Linked DNA regions of Homo sapiens: regions 1 and 2 are each linked to region 3. A link is an interaction called in ENCODE POLR2A ChIA-PET data of the cell type or tissue named here. Cell type or tissue: MCF 10A. All regions are shown on one strand. Links, peaks and the distances in the headings refer to the core of each region. The heading gives the core; the rest is flanking DNA.

Region 1 (5,000 bases), core at 1-5,000, 570 kb after region 3:
GTGGTTCCTGTTCTATGTGGCAAACATTTCCATTTGGAACTCCAGGCATTTTCCTTTTCTCCTTTTAACAGAAGACCACAAAATTAGTAAAGGTAACATCTATCTTTTCGTCCTGCTATCAGCAGGGAGTGGGAATGGGATAACCCAAAAGCAACCAAAAATGCCCGTGTTTGTAGCTTTCAAATACACTTACTGACTTGATGCAGTTTATTGACTTTACCGAAACACACACACACACACACACACACACACACACACACACACCCCATAATTTCTCTTCCTGTTCCATAGTACCTGACTCCTAACTAAGCCTTGCCTAGAAAGAGAAAAATGGGGCTTTGGCATTAGATATGACCTAAGTTCCAGTTTCATATCTGCCTCTGTGTAATCTTACTTTACCTTAAAATCTTGCCCTAGAAGACAGTTTTATTCCTCATTTTGTAAAACTAGAGATAACAATATCTTTTGAGGGATGTTCCTGGGAAGGCTGAATTTGCATATATAAAGCACCTGGCTGCTGTCTAATACACAGTAGGAGTTCCTTTCCCATCTCTAATATGTCAGAAAAATATCAGACATTCTATCTGCTCTCTCTATACAACTTGCTTTTTTCATTTGATGACTTGTATACAATGTAGTCACAAGAAATGTTCTCCCTTCTCTCTTCTATTTCACATTATTCCTTCAAAATTTGGCTTAAAATTCATTCCCAGGTAATCCTGACTGACCCCATCACACCTGAGCCAATTTATGCTATGCAAATTCTTTTTTTTTTTTTTTTTGAGGTGGAGTCTCGCTCTGTCACCCAAGCTGGAATGCAGTGACACCATCTCAGCTTACTACATCCTCCGCCTCCCGGGTTCAAGCGATTCTCCTGCCTCAGCCTCCCAAGTAGCTGGGATTATAGGCACCCACCACCACGCCCAGCTAATTTTTGTATTTTTAGTAGAGATGGGGTTTCACCATGTTGGCCAGGCTGGTCTCAAACTCCTGACCTCAGGTGATCTACCTGCCTCGGCGTCCCAAAGTGCTGAGATTACAGGTGTGAGCCACCACACCCAGCCCAGATTCATTTTTATTATTGTTTTGATATTCTAGGTGCACCAAAACAGAGCTGCATCTTGATATATTTAGCATATACCCACATGGTCTTTGCTTTGTCCATGGTGGGCAGTCAGTAAGTGACAATAGCCACATTGGCTGATGTGCATACATTACCTGGGAAGGGACATTTTTGGGTGGCTCAATTCTAATGGAGGGATCCCACTCTCCTGGAGGGAGCACCGTCACCTGGTCTAGGAACTCATCAATCCCCGCCAGGAGATCATCTCGCTCTTTTGCCTTATATGCTACGTCATGAAAAATCTACAGAGAAGAGAAAACCCTCAGGAAAGTTAAAAGTAACTTTACATGAAACAATCACCAATGGATATGGTGAAAAATGAATACAACCTGTTGATTTTTATCTCTGTCACGGGGATCTGAGATGCAGAAAACTTTAGCACTTAGAGAAGTGCAAGGATAAAAGGATTTAAAAAACAAGCGTGGAAATGAGATGCATTAAAAGAACTAAATACATGTCTGCTAGTATAAGAAGAGATAAGACATGAGTCTAAAGTTGTACAATTATGTTATCTCCACAAAGGATGGAAGGAAAGGCAAGATATATGAAAAAAAAAATTTTAATCAGCTTTCCCACGTTGAGAGGGAAATTTTCTTGATCTTAAAGGTTGGAAACACTGGATGGAATTACTAATGAAGGTCCTTCCTGAATTAAGCCTCTCAATCAAAGAAAGCTGATAAAAAACAGGCCACACCTCCCTCTGCCGCCTAAGGCATATGCCTTGAAAGCCCTACTTTGCAGCTTACCGAGCAGTGCAGTCCTTACCAGAGTATGCACTGTGGGTTCAATGTCAAAATGTCAAAATATCTGGTTGTTTTGGTACAGACTAGTCAAGACATTCACACTACACTGCCTGAGGTCACACCCATGACCTTATACAAACTGGTCTCATTTAGTGGAACAGGAGTGAGGTTTCTTTATGTAAATAGCTTGAATGTATTTAATTAACCATCTTCTCTTGAAAGTTAAGCCAACCTTAATATATTTCTCTATATATCCTACTTGGCAATAATAGTTTCCCCAGAAAAAGATTTCTCTGCATTCTTGATTACTCAAAAAAGGAGAGATAACATAGGAAGAAAAATCCTCTAGAGCTTGGTCCTTCCACACTGGGCTCTCAGAGAAGTACCCTGAACTACTTCCCAGCAGATATTGCAATGGAAAGTATTTTATCCCCAATAACTAGCATATTGCCTGGCACAGAGTAAATATTCAATAAATATTTATGAGATGGAAGACTGAAGCAAAAGTTGCACATACCTCATCTGTCATGATGGTGGCCATGGATCTGCCAATCTCATGGTACTGCTGACCTTTCCCTACTGGACCCAATAAGATAAACAAAAATCTGGCAAAACACACAGAGGAGGAAATTATGTAAGTAAATATAAAGAAGTGCCATTAGTCCTCTCTAAACAGTATAAGATTTCTCTCTCTTATCGTACATAAATCATCACTGTACCTTCAAAAAAAAAAAAGAAGACAGTAATGAAGGAGCACTTTGAGTTGCCTTGACCTAATAATAGCTCCACTATGGGCATTGGAAGCTATTGTGCGGCATCATTCAATAATGTGATTACATTTCTTAGGGTTTCCATAGACACAATTCCTAGCTGTAGAAAAGATGCTTTTTCAAAACATGGCACTGTGGTGCAAATTCAAGGTTGTCTGAATTCCACTTATTGTTCTAATCAGAAAATGATGGGGAGAGGAGAGGGATAAGGAAGTTGAAATGATCAAGCCTTACAGAGGAGTCTAAATGTGTTCTGGACATCTGAATACTCTCTGTAAGTAGCAGGGCTCTGAATCACCAGCATCACCACCTTCAGAGCGCATGAATAGCCTTTTGAACAAATGTTTGCATATCTGCAAACCATACAAACCATGCCAGAATTGTGCAAAGGGAAACAAATACCTTTATTCAGAGACGTTCCCCTGGAATATGGCTCTACAGAACTGAGAAGATAAGACTTGGCTTCCTATTTTAACAAGTTATTGGCCCTTGCTATGTCCTTTGAATGGTCTTCAATTCTCTATTTCCAAGGCTATAGATACTGTGCAGTCATAGCCTTAGAAATAAATCTCAGAATTCCTCTTCATGGTGGTTAATCAAATATACCTCAATTTTCTGAGATTACTGCTGATTTTTTTTTTAAAAAAGACAGGGTCTCACTCTGTCACCCACACTGGGGTGCCATGGTGCTATCCTAGGATTCTAGCTCACTGCAGGCTCAAACTCCTGGGCTCAAGTAATCCCCCACCTCAGCCTCTCTAGTAGCTGGAATTAGAGGCACACACCAGCACATCTGGCTTTTCTGCTGAATTGTAAACACCATTCCTAAAATTAATTAATTCTAAATTTCAGTATTAAGTGGTTTCTTCTACCAGCACTACATAAATTTGAATTTTGGATAGAATGCATGAGTTTTATCTTTGCCTTTACCTTGTTGGGATTGGCACTTCTGTTAGGCCTGAGAGAAGAACAGCTGGAGACAGCCTCACAAAGGCAACAATGGGACGGTCCAAAATATCCACCTCTCCAACCAGGACATTGGAGGCCTCGGCCCCAGTAGGAATTTTTTTCATGAAATGAAGGTCTACCTGAAAGTCCAAAAGAAACATCTGACAACTTGGGAACCACCACCTTAAATATCGTTTTTAAATTTTTTATTTACTTTTTTTTGAGACAGAGTCTCACTACATCACCCACTCTGGAGTGCAGTGGCGCAATCTCAGCTCACAGCTCTCTGCTGCCAGGTTCAAGCAATTCTTGTGTTTCAGGCTCCCTAGTAGCTGGAATTACAGGCATGCACCACCATGTCCAGCTAATTTTTCTGTATTTTTAGTAGAGATGGGGTCTTGCCATTTTCGCCAGTCTAGTCTCAAACTCCTGGCCTCATGTGATCCACCCGCCTCAGCCTCCAAAAGTGCTGAGATTACAGGCGTTAGCCACTGCACCTGGCCCCATCACCTAAAATATATCTTACACTCATATGTCATTTTATGGTTAGCAAATGTTTTCTTATTTTATTTGATCCTTACAAAAACCCCAGAAGGAGGATATGACAGATTGTATTCGTCCCACTTAAAGAAAAAAAAAAAATGAAGTATTTGAAACCCAGAGAGGTGAAGTTGACTTGCCCGGGACCACAGAGCTTTTAAGGTATAGGTTCGGATTTTAAAATCAGGTATTCTGATTTCAATCCCATTCCCCCAAGCTTCCTCCAAGAGAAATGTTTCTGAAGCTCTGGGTCACATTCTTTCCCTTTTTAAACACTCAAATGTTTTGTCGGGGGTTTCAGGTTTTCCAAATAAAATGGGAAGCCTTATGAGCAGAGGAAGTGATATGACACTATCTGTGTTTTAGAAACACAGTGTCAAAGATAGACCAGAGCAAGGAGAGGCTGGAGGCAGGGAGACCAAGGCTTGGACCATAAGCTGCAGTGAGACACTGCTGCTACAGAAGGCCTCAGATACCAAAGTCACAGTCCTCAAGGAGAGCTTCAACCAAGAGTTAGTTTTAGGAGACATCTGTCTCTAAATAGATATCCAAAATATTGTTTTGGCAAAACCCCTGGGGGTGAGAAGGAACTGCTGGAGAGCAGGTACCAAAAAAATAATTGAAAAATCAAGAGATCTGTTTTAGGGAAGATTCTAAGCAGCTAGTCCCAGTTTTCAGTATGTTGAATCTGGAGAAAGAAACTGTTGAGTCAGCTTCATCCAGGCTGAAGGAGAAGGGAAAAGACATGCAGAGATGGGCCCCCTTTTATGCAGAAAGGGCTCTAGTCTTAGGGAAAGAGTCTTGAAACACTAAACCTTACCCAGATTCCAGCAATTAAACTCTGGATTCCACTAAAAGGAACCTTAGGCCTTGAAG
Region 2 (6,510 bases), core at 601-5,600, 950 kb before region 3:
GTATTTTATACACAGTTTTTTTCCTCTTCTTCAGGGCCTTGTAACATGTAAACCTCATTTCTGTTTTGGTTTTTTTTTGTTGTTTGTTTTTGTGTGTGTGTGTGTGTGTGTTTTTTTTTTGAGACGGAGTCTCGCTCTGTTGCCCAGGCTGAGGTGAAGTGGTGCGACCTTGGCTCACTGCAACCTCCACCTCCTGGGTTCAAGCAATTCTCCTGCCTCAGCCTCCTGAGTAGCTGAGACTACAGGTGTGTACCACCATGCCTGGCTAATTTTTGTATTTCTAGTAGCAATGGGGTTTCGCCATGTTGGTCAGGCTGGTCACAAACTCCTGACCTCAGGTGATCCACTTACCTCGTCCTCCTAAAGTGCTGGGATTACAGGCATGAGCCACCACGTCCAGCAGTTTTTGTTGTTTTTTAGAGTCAGAGTCTTGCTCTGTTGCCCACACTAGGGTGCAGTGGTGCAATCATGGCTTACTGCAACCTTGAACTCCTGGGCTCAAGCAATCCTCCTGCCTCAGCCTCCTGAGTAGCTGGACTACAGGCATGCACCACCACACCCAGTTAACTTCTAAAATTTTTTGTATAGATGGGTGTCTTGCTATGTTGCCCAGGCTGATCTCAAACTCCTGGCCTCAAGTGATCCTTCTGCCTTGGTCTCTCAGAGTGCTGGGATTACAGGTGTGAGCCACTGCACCCAGCCTAAACCTGTTTTTTTAATGTTCTTCTACTTTTTTTTTTTTTTTTGAGACAGAGTCTTGCTCTGTCACTGGGCTGGAGTGCAGTGGTGTGATCTCAGCTCACTGCAACCTCTGCCTCCCGGGTTCAAGCAATTCTCCTGCCTCAGCCTCCTGAGTAGCTGGAACTACAGGCGTGTGCCACCACGCCCAGCTAATTTTTGTATTCTTAGTGGAGATGGGGTTTCACCATGTTGGCCAGGATGGTCTCGATCTCTTGACTTCGTGATCCGCCTGCCTCGGCCTCCCAGAGTGCTGGGATTACAGGCATGAGCCACCACGCCCGGTCGTTTTGTTTATTTTTCTAATGAAGATTTCTGCTTGGGGAGTTCAGGTGGGGCTTTTTCTTGAGTAAATCCAACCACCTCTACCAAAGACTCTGTAGTTCCCACTTCCTGGGTTGGAGATTGTTAGTCAAAGGAGGAACTGGTGAGGACTTTGGCTAGAAATTTCCCACGTGGTATTTCAAAACCAAACCCAATTCTGGACCCAGACAGGAGAGCAGTTTGGGGTTGCTTATTAGGACAGGCTTGTTTGACACTAGCATACTAAAGTTCTCCTTCTTTTCCTTCTTACTTTCCAGTTCAGACTTTTGAATGATGGGGTATGTTTGAGAAGCAACTAAAAACCCAACCTCTGCCCCTTGGGAGTTTATTACAAATTTATAGTTAGTTGTATTTTCTTGGCAGGTATTGATAAGAAAGTAATTCACCTGATTAATGTTTTTATTGTATATCTGTGGATAAATGAGTAATGAATATATAAATAGTGGAGTATTATCTAATAGACAAATCAAAGGTAAATGTAATAGAGGAAGGAGCTATGGATAAACTCATCACAGAGCTGGGTCAAGTTACACTTTCTCCCACCTTGATCTTGTGTCTGTCTTAGTCAGTTCTGCTGTAACAAATTACTATAGACAGGGTGGCTTAAACAACAAACATTTCTTTTTTGTTTTTGAGACGGAGTCTCACTCTGTCGCCCAGGCTGGAGTGCAGTGGCTGGTGCAATCTCGACTCACTGCAACCTCCACTTCCCAGGTTCAAGCAATTCTCCTGCCTCAGCCCTCCGGAGTAGCTGGGACTACAGGGACCCACCACCACACCTGGCTCATTTTTATATTTTTAGACGGGGTTTCACCAGGTTTGCCAGGCTACTCTCGAACTCCTGACCTCAGGTGATCTCAGGTGATCCACTCACCTCGGCCTCCAAAAGTGCTGGGATTACAGGCGTGAGCCACCGCGCCCGGCCAACAACAAACATCTCTTTCTTTCTTTTTTTTTTTCTGAGACACAGTTTCGCTCTTGTCACCCAGGCTGGAGTGCAATGGCATGATCTCAGCTCACTGCAACCTCCGCTTCCTGGGTTCAAGTAATTCTCCTGCCTCAGTCTCCCAAGTAGCTGGGATTACAGGCATGTACCACCATGCTTAGCTAATTTTTGTATTTTTGTATTTTTTTTTGATGGAGTCTCGCTCTGTTGCCCAGGCCGGAGTGCAGTGGCACGATCTTGGCTCACTGCAACCTCCGCCTCCTGGGTTCAAGCGATTCTCCTGCCTCAGCCTCCCGGGTAGCTGGGACTACAGGCACCCGCCACCACACCTGGCTAATTTTTGTAGTTTTAGTAGAGACGGGGTTTCACCATGTTGGCCAGGCTGGTCTCGAACTCCTGACCTCATGATCTGCCCACCATGGCCTCCCAAAGTGCTGGGATTACAGGCGTGAGCCACTGCGCCCAACCTACAAACATTTCTTTCTTTCTTTTTTTCTTTCCCTTTTTCTTTCCTTCCTTCCTCCCTTTCTTTCTTCTCTTTCTTTTTTTTTTTTTTTTTTTTTTTCCTGAGATGGAGTCTCACTCTGTCACCCAGACTGGAGTGTAGGGGCACGATCTCGGCTCACTACAACCTCCGCCTCCCGGGTTCAAGCAACTCTCCTGCTTCAGCCTCCCAAGTAGCTGGGATTACAGGCATCTGCCACCATGCCCAGCTAATTTTTTTTTTTTTTTTTAATTTGAGACAGAGTCTTGCTCTGTCGCCCAGGCTAGAGTGCAGTGGTGCAATCTTGGCTCACTGCACCCTCTGCCTGCTGGGTTCAAGCGATTCTCCTGCCTCAGCCTCCTGAGTAAGTGGGGTTACAGCTGTGCATCTCCACGCCCAGCTAATTTTTGTATTTTTAGTAGAGATGGGGTTTCACCATGTTGGCCAGGCTGGTCTTGAACTCCTGACCTCAGGTGATCCACCCGCCTCAGCCTCCCAAAATGCTGGGATTATAGGCATGAGCCACTGCACCTGGCCTACCATCAGTTTTTTTTTTTTTTAAACTTACAGAGCTATAAGAGTCTAGTCAAAAGCAGTCAAAAATTATATTGAGCACATTGATTATATTCTTGGTATATCCAAAAATAAGAAGTTGAAGGGGCTGGGTGCAGTGGCTCATGCCTGTAATCCTAGTACTTTGGGAGGCCAAGGTGAGCAGATCACCTGAGGTCAGGAGTTCGAGACCAGCCTGGCCAACATGGTGAAACCCTGTCTCTACTAAAAATACAAAAATTAGCCAGGCATGGTGATGGGCGCCTGTAATCCCAGCTACTTGGGAGGCTGAGGCAGGAGAATCTCTTGAACCTGGGAGGTGGAGGTTGCAGTGAGCCTAGACCACGCCATTGCACTGCAGCCTGGGTAACAAGAGTAAAACTCCGTCTGAAAAAGAAAAAAGAAAAAAAAAAAAGAAGTTGAAGGACAATTGAGTCTTTGAAACAAACTATTTTTATAAAATGAGAAAGAAACAACAAAAAAACACAAAGACACAGACCACTACAAAATCAAATAACACTGAAAGTTCTCTATACAAAGCCCAGCATTCCACTAAAAAGGTACCCAGTAATCTTTAGCTCATTTTAAGATCTTTTAAAATTTTTCCAGCAAAGACTTGGTCTTAGCATTCTTTTGTATTTTGCCATCTAGCACAATATTTAGGTATTAGGTATGTTAGGTATTCAATAAGTACAGGCTGCTTGATTGGAGAATTATTGAATGATGGATTAGAAAGTGTGTGATGGATTGAAAAGCATGACCAAAATATTTTGCAGTGCCTTCATCAAAAGGTAGAGTCTATTTCCTACTTTTTGAATTTGGCATTGCCTTGTGACTTGCTTTGGCTAACAAATGTGTCAGAAGTGACAATATGTGACTTCTGGAGCCTAGACTTTGGAAGATTTTGTGACTTCCACTTTTACTCTCTTGGAACCTGCTGATACCAGGCAAGGAACCCAGGCTATTCTGCTGGAGAGCCACAGGCAGGAGAAGTGAGGTGCTTTGGCTGAGAATCCCAGCTAACTGCCAGTTATGTGAGTGAGGCCATCATAGACCATCCTGATCCATATGACTGTAGCCACTTAAGCAACTCAAAGTGAGATGAACAGAACTGCTCAGCTGAGCCCAGCTAAAATTGCAGAGTTGTGAGCTAATTATTGTTTTAAGCCTCTAAGTCTTGGAGTGGTTTTTTATGTAGTAATAGCTAAATTGACATAGTGCTGTCTGTGCAGTCACAGAATGTCAGCTGGAGGCAGAAGACAAGTGTTTCTTCTTTGGAGAGATACACTGTCTACCACGATTGAATTTTCTGCCTCGGCTGTCCTGTGTCCCAAATGGGTTGGGAGCCCTGTGCTGCTCCCTGAAAGAAGTGTCATTACTTGAGTATGTGGCTTGGCCCCAAACCTTCTAGGTGGTTGTGCAGCCAATTTGATGGGCTTATTACCTGTACTGGGCTTGAAGCTTGTAGAGAAATGGAAGTCAACCCTCTTCCAAAGAAGAGAGGCAGAAGGCCAGTCACGGTGGTTCACACCTGTAATCCCAGCACTTTGGGAGGCCGAGGCGGGTGGATTACCTGAGGTCAGGAGTTCGAGACCAGCCTGGCCAACATGGTGAAACCCTGTCTATACTAAAAATATAAAATTAGCCGGGCATGGTGGTGCATGCCTGTAATCCCAGCTACTTGGGAGGCTGAGGCAGGGAATTGCTTGAACCTGGGAGGCGAGGTTGCAGTAAGCTGAGATCGTACCATTGCACTCCAGCTTGGGCAACAAGAGCGAAACCCCGATACACACACAAAAAAGAAGAGAGGCAGAAGGCCGGGCACAGTGGTTCACACCTGTAGTCCCAGTGCTTTTGGAGGCCAAGGCAGGAGTATGGTTTGAACTCAGGAATTTGAGACCAGCCATAGTGAGATCCCAATCTCTACAGAAACCAACCAACGAACAAAAACAAATTAGCTAGGCATGGTGGCATGTGCCTGTGGTCCCGGTGCTTTGGGAGGCCAAGGGGGAGGATCCCTTGAGCCCAGGAGTTTGAGACCAGCCTGGGAAATATGGTGAGATTCCATGTCTACAAAAAATAAAAAATTAGTTTGGTGTGGTGGTGCACACCTGTAGTCTCAGCTACTCAGGAGGCTGAGGTGGGAGGATCATTTGGCCCTGGGATGTCAAGTGTGCAGTGAGTGGTGACTGTGCCACTGCACTACAGCAAGGGTGACAGAGCGAGACCCTGTCTAAAAAAAGAAAGAAAGGCACTGGGCGCGGTGGCTCACGCCTGTAATCCCAGCACTTTGGGAGACTGAGGCGGGTGGATCACGAGGTCAGGAGATTGAGACCACCCTGGCTAACACGGTAAAACCCCCGTCTCTACTAAAAATACAAAAAATAGCTGGGTGTGGTGGCACGTGCCTACAGTCCCAGCTACTTGGGAGGCTGAGGCAGGAGAATCACTTGAACCCAGGAGGTGGAGGTTGCAGTGAGCTGAGGTCGCGCCACTGCACTCCACCCTGGGTGACAGAGCAAGACTCTGTCTCAAAAAAAAAAAAAAAAAAAAAAGAAGAAAGGCAGTGAACAAGCAACACTTTTCAAGGAACTGAACAAGGACGCATGTGCTCAAGTTAAAGTATCTGTAAAGTATCTGAACATGGACACGTGTGCTCCAAGGAAAGTACAAAGTTAACCCTATACTAAATATCTGTCCTCACCCCTCCTTGAATCTGTATGACATCTTTACTCTCCAATCATCTTTCTACTTGGCTTGTTTAAATCTCAATATAGCCTAGTGAGAAAGAAAGGCAAGTGAGGAAATCAAGAGATTTGCTCAACATCACACAGCAGCTTAATCATGGTGCAGATCCCAGGCCTCCTGCTGTAGCACCCAGTGGCCCAGTGCTGACTACTGCCCCTAGCAGGTTCCATGGGCAACTCCTGCCCTCTGAGGACTCTCAGTCCAGGATGCATACCCAGGATGTATGTGTGAAGCAGGATGATGTTAGGGTGGCAATGCAGTGTCAAGGACAAGATCTGATATCATCTCTGTTAGCTCCATCAGGCCCGTGATCTCAGGACAGCCACTCAACCTCTCTAAGCCTCAGTTTCCTCATTTGTAAAATTAGGTTAAAATGATATCCACCTATACGTTGAAAAACTGTAAATAATGGTTGCCTCTGGAGTGGGTTGTGGGGCTGGGTGCTGGGTAGGAGGAAGACTTTCTTTTCATTGTATATCTTTATACTGCTCAATTTTATAATCATAGGGCAGATATTATTAATTCACTGATAATACTAATTAAAATACAAAAACTGCTGGTGCGATGGCTCATGCCTGTATTCCCAGCACTTTGGGGGGCCAAGGCGGGCAGAATACCTGAGGTTGGGAGTTCAAGACCAGCCTGCTCAACATGGTGAAACCCCGTCTCTACTAAAAATACAAAATTAGCCAGGCGTGGTGGCACATGCCTGTAATCC
Region 3 (6,510 bases), core at 621-5,620:
CTCTCCACCCCACTGCCCACCCCCAGAAATCCTTTGCTGGACAAATCCTAAACTCTTGGCGCAACTCAGAATTCCCTTTCTCTCATTCTTCATAATGATTCCAAGAACCTCTGCAGAGTTTGTCTCTCAAAATCACATCCCAAGAACCTGTACATTTCTCTCCCAGGTTCAAGTATTAGGTCAATTTGCAGATAAAGAAACTGAGGCTTCAAAAATGACAAGGCGTTGGGGTGGGGGAAAGGGACTGACTTTTCCTCACTCACCCTGTGCCCTCCTGTTTCCTACCCCAGCAGCTTCTTTCACATGGGCTTCTTAGAGGAGCAGCTACCCCACCCCCTCTTTTCCTTTCTTTTTCCAGAAGTCTAACTTTTGAAATACATTTTAAAATATTTGCCTGTGTGGGAGAAATACATTTATTTAGACAGGAAGGGAAAAAAAGGGCTCAGTTACCAGTTTTTCCATGAAGGCTTCCAGCCCACAGAGGTCTCTCCTTTCCATAAATACTTTTAGCATAACTTGTCTTTATTATATATTCTCCTATTTATAATCAAATAAAACATATTCTAAAATGTGGAATGCCAGAACACGCACGCTTTGGGTGGCATGTGGAGGCGGCGTGAGATGGTGGAAGAAGCAGTCTCTAGAGGTCTGGGATGGACACTGGTTGTCGGAGGACTGAACAGATGTGGAGGTACCTTGTACACAGCAGGCACTCAGAGTTAGTTCTCCTCCCTGCTCTGCCCTAGGAGTCTCATTTCCCTAACCCACAAGAGGCTCTACCTCTTACCAGCTGCATGACTCCAGGGAAGTTACTTGCCCTCTCTGGGCTTCAGTTTCCTCACCTCAAACACAAAGATGATAAGAAACCTATCTCACAGGGTTGCCATGAGAGTGCCTCTTTGAGAGCAGACATAAAGCATGAAGCGGAGTCTGGCACATCATGGCAGATCTGCCATTTCCATACAGGAGGACTTGGAGGACTTGGGACCTTGTCTTGAAGCTGTACATCCAAGGTGCTTACCCTAGCTTTGCCCAGCCAGTATGTTTATTGGGAATACTGGGGGCCGTGGGGGCTGCACAGATAGGAGCAATGTCGCTTCTTAGTCATTACAAATGTCCAGTAAACGTCTGCCCTGTTGTTGTCTCCCTGATCCAGGTCACTCAGCTAGTGAGTTGCCCAGCCAGAACCATAGCCCTGGTCTTCTGTCTCCATAGCCCTGGTCTTCTGACTCCCAGGCCAGTGCTCTTTCTACCCAGCCTCTTGTTCCTTCATATCTAATTCCTCTCCTTTCTACAGGCACTGCTTCACAGCCCCTATTGCAGATAGGAAAGGTGAGGAGAGAAAAGGTGAACAACGTGCATGGCCCAGGGAGTCGGAGCAGAGGGGAGACAGGCCACCATGGCCAGTGACGCCCCACATTGTGGGAGGTTCCTAGAGGACAAGCTCCTACACAGAAAGCTGGCTCCTAGTCTGATGGGGAGGCAGGACACAAGAATAGGTATGGAAACATTGCCAGGACATCCAAGAAGTGGCCTCCAAGAAGCCTTGAGCTGGCATTGGGGTAGAATCTAGAGGACTAGTCTCAAGAGGCCTCCCTGGAGGAAGAGAATGTAGGGCCCAGTGTGAAAGAAGAGACAGGACCAGGCAGGGTATAGAGAAAAGGCACTCCATGGAGGAGAGAGGCTGCCCCCAAACCTTAGGTATGCGGCAGGGCAGGGCTGAGATCCTGAGGGTGGGAAGTAGTGGGCCAAGGTAAGCCACAGGACCCAGGACCATAAGCCAGACTCTCAGTGGCCCTCCCCAGGTGCCCTTCCATCTCACAGCATCTGAAACTCCACCCCACCTAGGAGACACCCTTCCACTCCACCTCCATCCTGGCCCTCGGGGGCGGGGGTAAAAGGATGTCAAGGGGGTTCCCTAGGGCATTTGGGCAGAGAAGGGGCTCCCCTGCTCAGGCCCTGGCCCTGAATAAGGAGAGGGGCTGTGGAAGGGATTCCCTTCATGGTTTCCTTCCTCTTCTTGAGGATCAAGAACTACCTGGCCGGGGTCCCCCGACCTCTCCCCAGGCTTAAGAGCAATTTAAGGGCCGAAAAAATAGAGACACAAAGACGGGTCTTCCTGGGGCTGTCTCAGGGCTCAGGGGCTGTCCAGAGACACCGCCCAGATGGGGTTACACTCTCCAGATTGCATAAGGATGAGGAGACCCCACTTGGTGTTTTCGAAGCACTTCCACGTTTGCTCTACTTAGTTGCCATGGAAGGCGTCAGGGCCCCAAGAGAAAGTGGCCAAGGTCTCCAGACCGGAAATGGCAGAGCTGGAATTAATGCGAGATTTCCCCTAAATCCAGGCCAGGGCTCTTAAAAATCCTCTGCAATTTTATTTGTTAAATTACAAAATCAAACATGCTCGTGGTAAACAAATGTGAGCGTTTCAGGCCTGCGTGATTTACGAAGTGAGAGGCCCGTAATCGCACTCCCAGAGGAGCGAGGATTTGGTCATCCTCCGACGACGGCTTCCAGATTTTTCTCCGCGTCGCCAGAGATGGGATCTGGCCCGGCGGGTCCTCCCTGAGGGGCCCGCGACCGGAACGCCGGGCCGGAAGGAACAGGGCCGAGCCCCAGCTGCGCTCCCGGGGGCGGCCGGGCTGGGCGGGGTGGGGCCGGGGAAGCCGCTACGTCACTAGCCAGTCCGGAGGGAGCCGCAGCAGGTCCAGCCAGGATTCCATTACCTCACCCGGCGGCGCAGAGCTGCGGCTCGGTCAACACCCCTGCACACCATTGGCTACGGTGCCGCCCCTCCGACCAATAGCACGGGCGCATGCAAATGAACCATTGAGCCGAAGCTTCCTTCGGGTCTGCTGCAGGCGAATAGACGTCATTGGGAGGATGGGGGAAATGAGTTAAGAGGGGTCCCGAAATCTGTAGAGTGCTGGTTTGGGGGCTCGCCATCCCAAATCTGTTCCAGCCTGTCCTGAGGAAAATGGAGTGTAATTAAGGGTGAGCACCCTTAATTCTTGAGCTGTCTTTCCAGATACACCTCGCTGCTTGGAGATTCAGTGAACCTAAGAAAAGGTGCAAAAACTATTTAGGTCAACTTGGAGAGCAGGGGAAGGAAGAAATAAGAAATAAAGAGGTACCGAAAGCTGGAACATACTTCGGAGAAACACCTAGGCCAGCCCTCTCACTGGAAACACAGCACAGCACAGAACAAAACAGACACAGCTCCTGTCCCCGGGCTGACAGCCAAGTAGGAGAGATGAATGTTCAACAATCTTGCACATAAGCAGTAAGTGCCATGGTGTTAGCCAGCGTTCTCCAGAGAAACAGAACCAATAGGATGGATATACAGAGATATAGAAAAAGATTTATTATGAGGCATTAGCTCCCATGATTATGGACGCTGAGAAGTACCCAGGATCTGCCCTCCGCAAGCTGGAGTAGTTCCAGTCCGCGTCTGAAGGTGCAAGAATCAGAGCATGGATGTCTGAAGCAGGGAAAATATGGTGTCCCACCTCAAAGAAGAGCAAATTTGCCCTTCCTCTGCCTTTTTATTCTATTCAGGTCCTTAACAGATTAAATTATGCCTGCCCATAGCGGTGAGGGCGGTCTTCTTTACTCAGTCTACTGATTCAAATACTAATCTCTTCCAGAAACAGCCTCACAAATACACCTAGAAATAACATTTTACCAGCTATTTGAGCATCCCTTAGCCCAGTCAAGTTGACACTTAAAATTAACCATCACGGTGGCTCAAGCCTGTAATCCCAGCACTTTGGGAGGCCGAGGCGGGCGGATCACTTGAGGCCGGGAGTTCCAGACCTGCCTGACCAACATGGTGAAACCCCGTCTCTACTAAAAATACAAAATTAGCTGGGCGTGGTGGCGGGCACCTGTAATCCCAGCTACTCCGGAGGCTGAGGTAGGAGAATTGCTTGAACCCAGGAGACGGAAATTGCAGTGAGCCGAAGGTTGCAGTGAGCTGAGATTGCGTCACTGCGCTCCAGCCTGGGCAACAGAGCGAGACTCCGTCTCAAAAAAAAAAAAAAAAAAATTAACCATCACAACCATAAAGAGAAAATGAAATGGAGGATGTCAGTGAGATATTTAACAGGCAGCTGTAATTTTCGCAAGGGATGGATAAGAGAAAGCTTCTCCAAGGAAGTAGCTTTTTTATTTGTTTGTTTGTTTGTTTTGAGACGGAGTCTCACTCTGTCACCCAGGCTGGAGTGCAGTAGCATGATCTCGGCTCACTGCAACCTCTGCCTCCCAGGTTCAAGCCATTCTCCTACCTCAGCCTCATGAGTAGCTGGGATTACAGGCGCATGCCACCAAACCTGGCTAATTTTTGTATTTTTAGTAGAGATGGGGTTTCACCATGTGGGCCAGGCTGGTCTCACACTCCTGACCTCATGTGATCTGCCCGCCTCGGCCTCCCAAAGTGTTGAGATTACAGGCGTGAGCCACTGTGCCTGGCGGGAAGTAGCTTTTAAACTGAGGGAAGGCTGGGCACCACTGGAGGCTCATGCCTGTAATCTCAGCACTTTGGGAGGCCGAGATGGGAGGATCATTTGAGCTCAGGAGTTTGAGACCAGCCTGGGCAACGTAAGGGAGACTTTGTTTCTACTAAAAGTAATAATAATAATTAAAAAATAGCCTGCTTGGTGTTACGGGACTATGGTCCCAGCTACTTCAGGGCGGAGGTGAGAGAATCACTTGAGCCCAGGAGTCTGAGGCTGTAGCGAGCTGTGACAGCACCACTGCACTCCAGCCTGGGCGACAGAGTGAGACCCTATCTCAAAATAAATAAACTGAGGGGAGTTTGTCGGTGGAGAGTTAGGGGAAAGGGATAAGTTGCAGGGAGAGGAAACAGTAATGAAAGAGTGCCAGCTTGTTAGAGCAGCAGAGTAAGGCAAGTGGCTGGAGGCCAGTGACTAAGGGGGACAGAGCTGGGGATGCGCGAGAGGAGCACTCAGCCCAATCCACAGGCCCTTGTGCCAGACTCTGTGCCGATGACTTTTTTCCTTTGTCTCTTCTTTCAGCAGCCATCTAAGGTGGGCACTATTTTAGTATTGAGGAAACTGAGGCTCTAAAAGGTTAAGTAGGCCAGGTGTGGTGGCTCGCGCCTGTAATCCCAGCACTTTGGGAGGCCAAGGCAGGCGGATCACATGAGGTCAGGAGTTCGAGACCAGACTGGCCAACATAATGAAACCCCGTCTCTACTAAAAATACAAAAATTAGCCCAGCATGGTGGCCTATGCCTGTAATCCCAGCTACTCAGGAGGCTGAGGCAGGAGAACCACTTGAACCTGAGAGGTGGAGGTTGCAGTTAGCGAAGATTGCACCACTACACTCCAACCTGGGCAGCAGAGCAAGACTCCGTCTCAAAAAATAATACAAAATAAAAAATAAATAAAAGGTTAAGTAAACATGTCCAGTGTCACACAGCTGAGAAGTAGCAGAGCATGGATTTGCATCCAGACCAGTGTGGCCTCAAAGTCCTTACACTGAGCTGCTATGTTATTGCTTCCCAGAGAAGTTGAGCTACCCAGAGGTGAAGGGATTTGCCCTTCATTTCATGGCTTGCTGCAGAGCTGGGACCCCCGCCTCAGAGAGTTCTGTAGATACTGTGAAGGGAGACAGGGCCTAAGGAAGGGGAGAGGGACAGGGAGGGCGGAGAAAATGCCCCTGCAGCAGCATTCCCTGAAGACCTTGCCTGTGCCCACACCCTGCCCATGTCTTTGTGCCTTTGTGTGCAAGAGTCCTTCTTGCCCAAGCTGGAACTTAGGGTTTGCTGGGGTAGAAAGATGCAGAAGTTTATAAGTGTCCACTTCTAGGGGTGTGCTGCTGGCCAGCAGCCACCGCCCTGAGGGCTGTAGGAGGGCTGGCCACTGGGGCAGCCCAGATTAGCTGGATTTTGTGTGCTGTGCCTGTTGCTAAGTAACGCTGCTCCTGCTCTCACCAGGGGAGCCAGCTCTGGTTACCGGTGACAACCCTCAAGGGAGAGTGCCTGGAGAGACATGAGGCAGGCGGGAGGGAACTGAAGGAAGCCAAGCCCTTCCCCACACAGGTTTATATGGCAGAGGGGTAGGTATTCCTTAGCTCTCTGGTGTTCTGTCTTGTGTGTGTGTGGTTTTTGTTTTTTGAGACAGGGTCTCATTCTGTTGCCCAGGCTTGAATGCAGTGATGCAACCATAGCTCATTGCAGCCTCAGCCTCCCTGGCTCAAGTGATCCTCCCACTTTTGCCTCCCAAGTAGCTGGGACTACAGGTGTATGCCACCATGCCTGGCTAATTTTTGTATGTTTTGTAGAGACGGGGTTTCACTCTGTTGCCCAGGCTGGTCTCAAACTCCTGAGCTCAAGCAATCCACCCACCTCAGCCTCCCAAAATGTTGGATTACAGGTGTGGGCCACCACACCGGCCGTCTCTGGAGTACATTAGGGGCCTGTTTCCCCTGTGCCTTGGCCATGGGCTCAGAACTGCAGGACCCACAGGCACACAAGGAGGGTGC

The links. Peaks named below come from ENCODE experiments on the same cell type or tissue, not always from the same donor. Only the 100,000 strongest peaks of a DNase experiment are listed, where the experiment ranks them.
Region 1: POLR2A ChIA-PET joins it to region 3 with 5 read pairs; 2 of 35 experiments call an interaction of 5 or more read pairs at or near these places.
Region 2: POLR2A ChIA-PET joins it to region 3 with 6 read pairs; 5 of 35 experiments call an interaction of 5 or more read pairs at or near these places.

Annotation. Positions count from the first base shown.
Region 1 is chr12:51,458,675-51,463,674 of GRCh38, reverse strand. SLC4A8 (solute carrier family 4 member 8) reads right to left here. Exons shown (of 25, transcript NM_001039960.3): 8 at 3,567-3,724; 9 at 2,384-2,471; 10 at 1,219-1,365; 11 at 1-61. Among named protein-coding and RNA genes, the nearest start is that of SLC4A8-AS1, 36 kb to the right of the region's middle. In MCF 10A, for the core only: no CTCF peak of the experiment used is centred there; no DNase peak of the experiment used is centred there.
Region 2 is chr12:52,983,750-52,990,259 of GRCh38, reverse strand. No RefSeq gene overlaps it. Among named protein-coding and RNA genes, the nearest start is that of EIF4B, 19 kb to the left of the region's middle. In MCF 10A, for the core only: no CTCF peak of the experiment used is centred there; no DNase peak of the experiment used is centred there.
Region 3 is chr12:52,029,320-52,035,829 of GRCh38, reverse strand. LOC124902934 (a long non-coding RNA gene) reads right to left here. Exons shown (of 2, transcript XR_007063311.1): 2 at 2,357-3,062. It also overlaps a transcript of NR4A1 not described here. Among named protein-coding and RNA genes, the nearest start is that of NR4A1, 19 kb to the left of the region's middle. RefSeq lists a silencer at 2,504-2,833. In MCF 10A, for the core only: no CTCF peak of the experiment used is centred there; a DNase peak (open chromatin) is centred at 2,749.